Regions from separate parts of the Homo sapiens genome. Here region 1 is linked to region 2. The links are chromatin loops, found by intact Hi-C in ENCODE. Cell type or tissue: right lobe of liver. All regions are shown on one strand. Each heading gives the region's core, and the rest is flanking DNA. Links, peaks and the distances in the headings are about the cores only. Region 1 overlaps SUSD2 (sushi domain containing 2). Region 2 overlaps GGT5 (gamma-glutamyltransferase 5).

Evidence for each region. A loop is a pair of places that touch in the nucleus more often than their neighbours do. Peaks named below come from ENCODE experiments on the same cell type or tissue, not always from the same donor. Only the 100,000 strongest peaks of a DNase experiment are listed, where the experiment ranks them.
Region 1: a loop joins it to region 2, with 2.9 times the contacts of the local background. A loop is called at or near these places in 92 of 110 quality-filtered maps.

The regions. Positions count from the first base shown.
Region 1 is chr22:24,187,194-24,192,556 of GRCh38, forward strand. It overlaps SUSD2 (sushi domain containing 2), which reads left to right. Exons shown (of 15, transcript NM_019601.4): 11 at 9-257; 12 at 378-650; 13 at 766-942; 14 at 1,032-1,134; 15 at 1,219-1,913. The coding sequence ends at 1,243. Among named protein-coding and RNA genes, the nearest start is that of SUSD2, 8.4 kb to the left of the region's middle. RefSeq lists an enhancer at 2,380-3,021. In right lobe of liver, for the core only: a CTCF peak has its summit at 2,647; a DNase peak (open chromatin) is centred at 2,668.
Region 2 is chr22:24,228,889-24,234,251 of GRCh38, forward strand. GGT5 (gamma-glutamyltransferase 5) reads right to left here. Exons shown (of 12, transcript NM_004121.5): 2 at 4,986-5,116; 3 at 4,610-4,705; 4 at 3,935-4,130; 5 at 3,163-3,320; 6 at 2,496-2,642. Among named protein-coding and RNA genes, the nearest start is that of GGT5, 14 kb to the right of the region's middle. In right lobe of liver, for the core only: a CTCF peak has its summit at 2,557 (motif pointing left); a DNase peak (open chromatin) is centred at 2,573; H3K27ac peaks cover 1,719 bases.

The sequences.
Region 1 (5,363 bases), core at 140-5,139, 42 kb before region 2:
GAGCCCAGGAATGTTCCTGTCGGTGGCTGCCGGGGACAGGGTCTCCATCATGCTGGCATCAGGGGCCGGCCTGGAGGTCAGCGTGCAGGGCCCGTTCCTGAGTGTGTCCGTCCTGCTGCCTGAGAAGTTCCTCACCCACACCCACGGCCTCCTCGGGACACTCAACAACGACCCCACCGACGACTTCACCCTGCACAGCGGGCGCGTCCTGCCCCCAGGCACCAGTCCCCAGGAGCTGTTCCTGTTTGGGGCCAACTGTGAGTGACCGTGGAGTATATGGGGCAGACGGGGTGGGGGTTACTGGAAACATGGCACGGGCAGGGCTTGGGGACCAAAGGGAGCCATGCCCAGCCAGGCCCCGGTCATGTATCTTCCAGGGACCGTGCACAATGCGTCCTCCCTGCTCACCTACGATTCCTGGTTCCTGGTCCACAACTTCCTGTACCAACCCAAGCACGACCCCACCTTCGAGCCCCTCTTCCCCAGTGAGACCACCCTCAACCCCAGCCTGGCACAAGAGGCAGCCAAACTATGTGGGGACGATCATTTCTGCAACTTTGATGTGGCAGCCACTGGGAGCCTGAGCACGGGCACTGCCACTCGGGTGGCCCACCAGCTGCACCAGCGTCGCATGCAGAGCCTGCAGCCAGGTGAGGGCGGGCAGGTGGGGGTGGGCGGGGAGCTGGGACAGGACCCCCCGGGGTGGCCAGATGTGTGTATGCATGGCAGCTCAGGCCTGTTGTCTGCACTCTGTCCCCATCCCAGTGGTGTCCTGTGGCTGGCTGGCCCCACCTCCCAACGGACAAAAGGAGGGCAACAGGTACCTGGCGGGTTCCACCATCTACTTCCACTGTGACAACGGCTACAGCCTGGCCGGGGCAGAGACCAGCACCTGCCAGGCTGACGGCACCTGGTCCTCACCCACCCCGAAGTGCCAGCCAGGTGAGGACACTCTGCTCATACACCTGCCTGCACCTGTCCCCACTCACCACCCCAGAGAGCCCCCTCACTGACACTCGCTCCCTCACCAGGACGCAGCTACGCGGTGCTGTTGGGCATCATCTTTGGGGGCCTCGCGGTGGTGGCGGCGGTTGCGCTCGTCTATGTGCTGCTGCGCCGCAGGAAGGGCAACACGTGAGACCCCCCAGCCCCTCTCCCAAGACCCCGAGACAGCCGGTGGGACCACCGAGGCTACTTCTAACTGCGTTTCTGTTGCAGGCACGTCTGGGGTGCACAGCCCTGATGGGAGCAGCTTGGCTGTGAGCACCAGGCCAAGACTCCTGAGAACAGGCAGCCCAGTCCTGCGACTCCCGCATCCCCAGGACCAGACACCTGGGACCTGGATACTTGATACCTGGGCATTTAACCCCCTACTCTGTCATCTCAGACCCCAGGCAGGAGGCCCAGTGTTCCAACACCCAAGCCCCGTGCTAGCAGCGCTCCGTGCTCTTCCCCAAATACTCACGGCTCTAATTCCCCAAACCTGAAACTTCATACCCTGGGATTCTAATACCTATGTCCTGAGCCCTGACACTCCCACACCTGAGCCTCAGATTCCAATAGCTCACTCCCTAGAGCCTGACGCCGGGGCCCCTGACCCCTGAGCCTCAGATTCCAATACCTCACTCCCCAGAGCCTGATGCCGGGGCCCCTGACCCCTGATCTACGGAGGCCTGCTCCCGGACCGTGCGGGCACCAGTGCAGTGCTGCCTTGGTTCCTGGACCCCTGGGCCCATCCTGGGACCCCAGATGGGGTAAGGAGAGGCCCCAGAACCCCAAAGCAGACAGCGAGACCCCCAGCGGCAGAGGCCTCCCTCGGCACTCCAGGCTTATAATTTCGAACTCTTCTGGAAGGTCACTCAGGAACACCCTCCCTGCCTGTGCAAAGAGAAAACAAGCGCCTTGTTTCCTTCCCTGGTCTCCTGGTGTTCATGCTGCGCCCTGGTTCTGGAGAGTTCCATGACCGCCTCCCGGGGTCACCACCAACAGTATCCAGAGTGAGGCAGGTCTGAGCCCTGCCTGCTTCCTCCACGAGGTTGCCGGGGATGCTCCCTCCCCAGGCTCTCTCTCCATGTATGCAGTGGGATGGAGAACTGTGGCCGCCTCGTGGGGTGGGGAGGCCGCCAACACAGCACAGGGCTCACTTGGGTCACTCAGGAGATGGAGAAGGACAACCCCTCCCTCAACAGAGGTGCCACCCCCTCACCACGCCCTGGCGTGCTCTGGCAAGCACTGCCCTGCAGCCTCGGCTCCTTGGCTGGGTGCAGTCGCTGGCAGGATCAGTTCCAAGTCCTCAGGAGACCAGCGCCCAGGCTCCTTAGCCCAGGAATGTCCAGAATCTGGGCACAGAGCCCAGGCCTCAGGCCACGGTGGCCCACCTGAGCAGCTCTTTGTCGGCGCTTCCTGTGGGGCCTGGCATGGAGGCACAGACCTGGAAGCAGCTGGAGGATGACCAGGGTCCATCAACCTTTGTGGAGAGGGTCCCGAATGGGGACTCAGGCAGGGTAGCATTGGTCGGGTTTGCCCCTTAGGTCTCAGAGAAAGTGCTGGAGAGGGTGAGGCTGGAAGTTGGGGGCCAGGTAGAGAACACTGGGTGGGGAGTTGAGCCGCCTCAGTGTGACCTGCAGCGCTGGGAGTGGCCATATAGGGGCAGCAGAGGATAGGAACAGCGAGTCTGGGTGGCAGGAGGTTGGGAGGGCAGTCAGCCCTGCCCTGCAGCTGGGTCAGCCGACTTGGTCACAACCGCAGCCAAGGTCTGCGCACAGCCCACCCCTCCGCCTCCCCGCACCTGGGTCATCCCCGCATCTCAGGAGTGTTGAAGAGGTTGCACAGGTCTCCCCAGGTCATTCAGCGGGCACTGACCATGGGGTGGGAGTCCAGGCCTCTCACCTGCTCAGCCTTGCCCTTGGTGAATGGGAGAGCTGGGGAGGCAGAGACATGTCTCATCTGAGGCCTTCCTGGAGGAGGTGAATGTGCATGATGGGGCACGTGTGCGGGAACCGAGCTGAGGGTTGCAGGGCAGGGGTGGCGGGAGGCTAGCGGAGGGGAATGGGGTCTGGCCTTCTCTCTTTCTAGAGCTCACTCCGTTGCTTCCCCATTCCCCTGGGTTTGCACCTCCAGGCATGGTGGGGCTGAGGGTCAGCCCCTTGGCGGGCTGGGCAGGTACTTTCCTCCCTACAGATGAGGTAAGGCAGGGCTCCCCTCCCACTGTCTGAATCCCCAGCGCACCCCTGTGCCACGCCAGGCCTGGGCCGGCCACGTGTCAGTGGGTGAGAGGTCAGTTTCCGGGTCAAGGCCTGGACATGAGGGAGCGGGCACAGGTTTTCAGGGGGCCCAAGAGCGGCAGGGGCAGCTTGGCAGCTCATCAGGTCCACTAGAGGGTGTCCCAGACAAGAGCAGCCCCCGAACTGAGGTCAAGAAACAGGTTGGATTCTCAGAGCTCTGATTGGTTGGACAGGGGTTCCAGATGGACAGGGGTTCTGGGTAGAGGAGCAGTCTATGCAAAGGCTCAGAGAAAGAGAAGTGCAGTCATGTCTGCGGAATGACAGGGGTGGGGGCCAGCCAAGGCCTCCCCTGCCAGGCCAAGGCATTTAGATTTCATCCTAAGAGCAAAGTGTGGCCTGCCTCGGGCTCCCCCACCCCCACCAGTCTCCCTCCAGGATGGGCCCTTGGTCTGCCCCCCCACCTCCCCTTTCCAGCAGGAGAAAGGGTGCCCTGTCTGTGGCCCCAGTCCCAGACATCAGATGTTCCCAGTGCCAGGGGCAGGCCAGGCTGGGAAGCCCCACCACCTGCCAGGGGCTTTTCCTGGGGCCCGAAAGAGATAGAGACAGGGCCTGTGCAAAGGCAGAAGGCCTGGAGCCGGTGCAGACTCTCTAGAGACATCAAAGGCAGGGACCGCTGCCTCAGGGAGATGGTCTCCCAAATAGCAGCCCAGGGCTTGCAGGACGGGCAGCCATGGGAGCTTGCGGGTGGCTTACAGTAGGGTTGAAATGATGGAGTATCAGAGTCACCCAATGGCCGGTACCATCGTGGTGGTACCAGTCAGAGTGGGGCAGATGGTAATCCAGGGCTTTGGAGACACAGGTGATGAGAGAGCTGGGGGGGTCAAACAGGAGCCGATGAGGTACCAGCAGGATCCTAAGACCCACCTTGGGCAGAAGGGCAAAGGGAGGAAGGAATGTGCTATGGGAGCCAGGCCCAGATCCCATGGAAGCGGGCGTCACGCAGGCCTGTGGGCCAAGGGGAGTCACAGAGGTGACAGCCCAGCTGCAGGTCCCCTGCTGGCTAGAGTAGGGAAGCCCGGCTTCTCTGTGCCCCCTGCCCTCCAGCCTCCCACTAGGTCTCCTGTTGGCTGAGCACAGTGGGTGCGGCTGATCTGGGGGCCAGGGAGGGCTCTGACTCGGTACAGTACAGTACAGGCACAGCTGGGGAGCAAGGGACCCCTTCTTCTGCCAAGCTGCTTCCTTCTGCAAGCCCCAGGGTGGCCGAGTGCCTGCTGTGGGCCAGACCTCTGCTAGGCCCATCAGGACACCCCTGTCCTCAGGGTCCAATGCTGCCAAGGAGGAGGCGGGGGGGTCGGTGCAGCGCACTGTAGGAGTGGGAAGTCAAGGAGGCATCGTGGAGGAGTGCGGCTTCCCACAGGCACCCCTTCAGGCTTTCACCAGCTCCCTTTGTTGCAAGGATGTGAGGATGACTGACTTTGGAAGTCATGCCAACCAAGTCCCTGCTGACCTGATCACCCACCCACTACTCTTCCAGGACCAGGAAATAAACTTCTTTTGTGATTAAGCCTTAATATGTTTCAGGGACCATTTGTTGAAGCAGTTAGTTGGTGCTGAGATGGGAAAGAAACTTTTCTTCTGTGAGACAGGGTCTCACTCTGTCACCCAGGCTGGAGTGCAGTGGTGCGATCATAGCTCATTGCCGCCTCAACCTCCCAGGCTGAGGTGATCCTCCTGCCTCAGCCTCACAAGTAGCTGGGGCCACAGGCACGCTCAGGCTGGTCTTGAACTCCTGGGGTCAAGCAATCCTCCTGCCTCGGCCTCCCTAAGTGCTGGGATTACAGGCATGATCCACTGTGCCCGGCCAAAAAGAAATTTTTATCTGAGGAACGAGAGCCCCCTTTAATTATCAGGCCCAGAGAGGCACTGAAATGTGATGGGGTGTCACAGCAGTCACGCCTCACTCCCACCTTGACGCCACTTGCTAGGTGGGTTCTAGACTAACCGATGTCAAGTAGCCATAAAATGTCATATGCTGGACACCATAATGTAGGGGCCAAGGGAAAACTTCCCCTTTACCCTCTGAAAGTTCAAGGAAAAATCAACTCACAAAAGGCAGATTAATTGGAAAACAAGGTGTAC
Region 2 (5,363 bases), core at 230-5,229:
TCAAGAGCAGTCTGGCCAACATGATGAAACCCTGTCTCTAATAATACAAAAATTAGCCGGGCATGGTAGCACACATGGGTAGTCCTAGCTACTCGGGAGGCTGAGGCAGGAGAATCGCTTGAACCGGGAGGCAGAGGTTGCAGTGAGCTGAGATCGCGCAATTGCACTCCACTCCAGCCTGGGTGACAAGAGCAAAACTCCATCTCCAGAAAAAAGAAGGAATGATATAATGGGGCCCAGCATGGTGGCTCACACCTGTAATCCCAGCAATTTGGGAGGCCAAGGCAGGCAGATCACCTGAGGTCAGGAGTTCAAGAGCAGCCTGGTCAACACGGTGAAACCCCATCTTTACTAATAATACAAAAAAAAAAAATTAGTTGTGGTGGCAGGCGCCTGTAATCCCAGCTACGTGGGAGGCTGAGGCAGGAAAATCGCTTGAACCCAGGAGGCAGAGTTTGTAGTGAACCGAGACGCACCATTGCACTCCAGCCTTGGCGACAGAGCGAGACTCTGTCTCAGAGGAAAAGAAAAATGCTCTAATGGACTCTGGGAACTCAAGGGGAAGGGTGGGAGGGGAATGAGGGATAAAAGACTACACACTAGGAACAGTGTACACTGCTTGTGTGATGGGTGCATCAAGATCTCAGAAATCACCACTAAAGACCAGATGCGGTGGCTCATGCCTGTAATTCCAGCACTTTGGGAGGCTGAGGCAGGCAGATCACTTGAAGTCAGGAGTTTAAGACCAGCCTGGCCAACATGGTGAAACCCCATCTCTACTAAAAAAATAAAATAAATAAATAAATTAATTAATTAACCAGGCTTGGTAGCGTGCACCTGTAATCCCAGCTACTCAGGAGGCTGAGACTGGAGAATTGCTTGAACCTCAGAGGCAGAGGTTGCAGTGAGCTAAGATCATGCCACTGCTCTCCAGCCTGGGCCACAGAGTGAGATTCCATCTCAAAAAAAAAAAGAAAAAAAAAAGAAATCACCACTAAATAACTTTTCCATGCAACCGAACACCACTTGTTCCCCAAAAACTAATGAAATAAAAATAAAATAGCCAGGCAGAGGTGGCTCACGCCTGGAATCCCAGCACTTTGGGAGGCTGAGGCAAGTGGGTCAGTTAAGGTCAAGAGTTCAAGACCAGCCCGGCCAACATGGTAAAACCCCGTCTCTACTAAAAAGATAAAAATCATCTGGGCGCGGTGGCTCATGCCTGTAATCCCAGCACTTTGGGATGCCGAGGTGGGCGGATCACCTGACATCAGAAGTTCAAGACCAGCCTGACCAACGTGGCAAAACCCCATCTCTACCAAAAATACAAAAATTAACTCGGTGTCGTGGCAAGCGCCTGTAATCCCAGCTACTTGGGAGACTGAGGCAGGAGAATTGCTTGTACCTGGGAGGCAGAGGTTGCAGTGAGCTGAGATCGTGCCATTGCACTCTAGCCTGGGTGACAGATTGAGACTCTGTCTAAAAAGAAAAAAAAAAAAAAGGAAAAAAAGAAAAGATAAAAATCAGCGGCGTGTGGTGGCCCATGCCTGTAATCCCAGCTACTTGGGAGGCTGAGTCAGGAGAATCACTTGAACCCAGGAAGCAGAGTTTGCAATGAACCGAGATTGTGCCACTGTGCTCTACCCTAGGCGACAGAGCAAGACACCGTCTCAATAATTAATAATAATAATAATAATAATGCAATGAAAAAAATAAAATGTACAATAAATTATCATTGATTGTAAACAAAAAAGTTATATAATCTTCCTCATTTTCTCTTTGAAAACTTTTGTCTTCCTTCACCTCCCTGAATACACACATAGTTTACCCTAGCATGGGTATTCCTACCGCGATGCCTACTCTGGAACAAACATCATTTTCTTTGAGAGCCTTGTTCTGTTTTTTATTTAGGTCAACAAGGCAAAGAACAGATTCTCCCCTGGAGCCCCCAATGGAATGCAGCCCTGTGGACACCTAGATATCGGGCTTCTGGCTTCCAGAACTGTGAGAGGACACATTTCTGTTATTTTAAGCCACCAAGCTTGTGGTGATTTGTAATGGCAGACACAGGACACTAATATTAAGCCAGCGCAGGCAGCCCCAGGCCTCAGCACTGCCAGAACCCCCCTGCAGGCTGCCTTGGGCTAGGCTGGCTTCGCTCCCCCAGGTGCACGCCCCTGACAGGCAGCTCACCACCCACACAGCCCACCTGCTTCTGTGTCTGGGACTGGTCACCCAGTGGGAGGAGGACTCTGGACGAATGATATCACGCCCTTCAGCAAAGCCTCACGTATGGGTCGAGCTGGAGGCCAGCTCTAAAACCCACCATCCTGATTGGTTTCCACAGCTCTGTCTTCATATTGTGCATCTGTGAACCCGGTTTATGGAGGAGGAGGCTGAGCTGGGCCTTGGCTGGGCTTGGGCTTGGAGTCTGAGTTCCCGGGGGCCGGGGGTGCGGGGGAGGGGGTGGGCGCCAGGGCTCTGGGCAGGGGCTTTACCTCTTAGCACGTTGAGGATAAAGCTGAGAATGGCACCCCCTGCAGGCGGCGGTGGTGAGTACAGGGTATAGTCCCCCAGGGGCACCTCCAGGGCATCCACCACCTCGGGCTGGAACTTGGCCAGGTCCTGCAGCGTCAGCTGGCTCCCTGGGATGAGAAGGAGAGGGCTCCATGAACAGATGGGAAACTGAGGCGGGGAGGAATAGCCACTGCTGTCAGGTCACACAATGGGATTCCACTCATGCTTTTGCCTTGTGGACACAGGATGATGGTAGGTCTGTAGGCAGTGGCCTCAGGACTGGCCCCTTGGGGCCAGGCGTGGAGGGGTGGACAGAGACCAGAGGCAGGGAGGCTGGGGAAAAGAAAGGGAAGATGGGAGAGGGAGCTGGCTTATGAGAGCCTGTGAGAATGGTCAGCTCGGCTACCCAGACCTGCCGTGACCATCGGTAACGCCCCTCTGCTGGCCCTAACCCGCAGGCTCTGCTCTCTGAGGTCCTGGACCACAGGGGTCCTTGGGCCGGCAGAGCTAGGTGCATGGCCTCTCGGGGTCCCGGGCACTGCCTGCACTCCCTCAGGGCCTGGGAAGGAGCCTGCCCTCAACCCCCAGTGCCCAGAACTTGGCTCTTCCTCCAGCAGGGATGGGGTATGGAACCTCAGGGAGGCTGACCTTCCTTGGCAATGTCCTCCACCAGCATCTGGCCCAGCCTCCCCGTGTAGAAGACCTCCACGCCCTCTGTGGCCACGGTCTCCAGGGTGGTGGCCAGTGCAGGCCATGGGAGTGGGTCCTGAGGCCTCAGGGGTTCTGTCCCGTTGAAGAAGAGCTGGCTGGGGGGTGGGGGGAGCCTCAGGGTGGGGCCAGGTCCCAGAGGCAGCCACACTCTTCCGGGGCTCTCATGGGTGGAGTCCTCAGGACCCTACAGTGGGGGGCGCCCTGGCCCAGGGTCCCGAGGCACTGGGGTGGACACCGGGGAACTGATTCTCTAGGAGGTGGTGGGACTGACACCACTCACCCAGCTCATGGCCCTGGTCCAGGGAAGGCAAATTTCCCAGTGGGGCCTGGGTCCACCTAGGGCCTGTCATCTCACTCCTGGGAGGGCCTGTCAGTGGGCTGGGTGGGGCAGGTGAGAGTGGCAGTTGAAGCCCTCCTGCCATGCCAGAGAGAGGAAGAAGGAGGCCGGGGCCCCAGGGCGGGTGGCAGAGCCCAAATCCACACCTTGGAGTCCTATCACTTGGGCAATAAACTCCCCGCAGCCTAACCCCAAGTTAGGCTCTGCCACGGGGAGCTGGAAGGGCCATGAAAAGTACTCTTTGTCCTGGCCAGCACCCCGAGGGTCAATCCTCCAGTGTAAGAGGGACTGAGGCAGAGCTGGGGTGTGGACTGGGCCCAGACAGGATATGGCCTTGAACCCAGGAACCCAGGGCCACCATGTGGGGCTCACCGCAGGGTTGACGCCTGCAAGGAAGGCCGCAGGATGCTGTTGTGCAGGAAACGGCTGAGGACAGGGGCCACCACATGCCCCCCTCGGAGCAGCGCGATGGTGGGCTGGAACAGCTGCGCCCAGGGCAGGCGGCCATGGCGGCGGTGGGCCTCGGCATAGCCACGGAGCTCCCCGGGCACCCCGATCCACTGGGCCCCTGCATGGCACATCCCAGCTCTCAACCCTGTGGCTTCCAGGCCTTCCCAGGTTTGCCATCACCCCTACATGTGGCCCCCCAGTTACAGCAGCCAGAGTGAGCTTTCTGGAGCCCACACCCGACCACGTCCCTCCCTGCTCAAATCACCTGTGGCTCCCCACAAAGTCCATGGCCAAGCCCAAGGGGCCCTACACAAACTGGCCCCAGGAGCCCCACCCTGCCCCGCCAACCCATCTCCACTGAACCCTCCAGGCCTTTGTCCAGCCTGGTCCCTCTCCCTGGATCACCTCAGAGAGCCCGTTCCCAAGGGGGACCTTCTCAATCCCTGCAGGTTGGGGCTGGGGGTTCCCCACAGGCTCCGTGTCCCCCCGTGCCAGGGAGTCACAGCCTGTCCGTGAGGCGCTGCTCCTTTGCGGGGGTGTTCTGATTAGTCCTAGTGGCCTGGGGGGTGGGAGTGGGGGACCTCCATGGGGCGTCACCTGTGCCCAGTGGCAGAGCCTGTGCACACTGGTCCAGCAGGCTCGGGGCGTGGCTGGCCGGCACCGTCTCCCGGGCATTGATGACCTCCACCTTCCCTGGAGTAGGGCAGGGCAGGTGAGTGGTCATGGACCCTGCAGACAGCCCCTGGCCTGCTCTAGGCCTCAGTTTCCATCTCTGCATTATGAGATGGACTCTGGGCTAACACAGGGACAGGAGTTGACACAAGGGCTTTGCACAGCTGAGGCAAATGGGGCAGGGCAGGGGGCCCAAGAACACCCAGAAACGGGCTTGAGTTGATGGGACTGGCTGGAGAAGGGGTTACGCAGTGGTGTGGACAAGCCCATCTTCCCCATGGCAGTTCACATGTGGGCCCACCTGTTGTCACATTGTAGATGGTGAAGATGACCCCTCCGCCCAGGCCCATGCTCTGAGGGTTGACGACGCTGGTGCAGACCAGAGCCGCGATGGTGGCATCCACGGGTGAGCCCTGCTGCTGGAGGATGGCTCTAGGGGACATGGCACAGAGTCGCTGTGGGGCTCCCCTCCCCCTGCCTCCCCACCAGGCTTGCTCAGCTGGCACTCATTGGAGAATGGTGACGGAGGCGGCACGTCGGCTGCCACCAAACCGCAGATTAGGTTGCAGAACACAACCAGGCTTCCCCATCAAATCCAGCTGCTCACAGGTCCACAACACACTACGGTTGCAAAGTGTGATGCCATTTACACTGACCTTTGCCATATACAAGGTGCTTC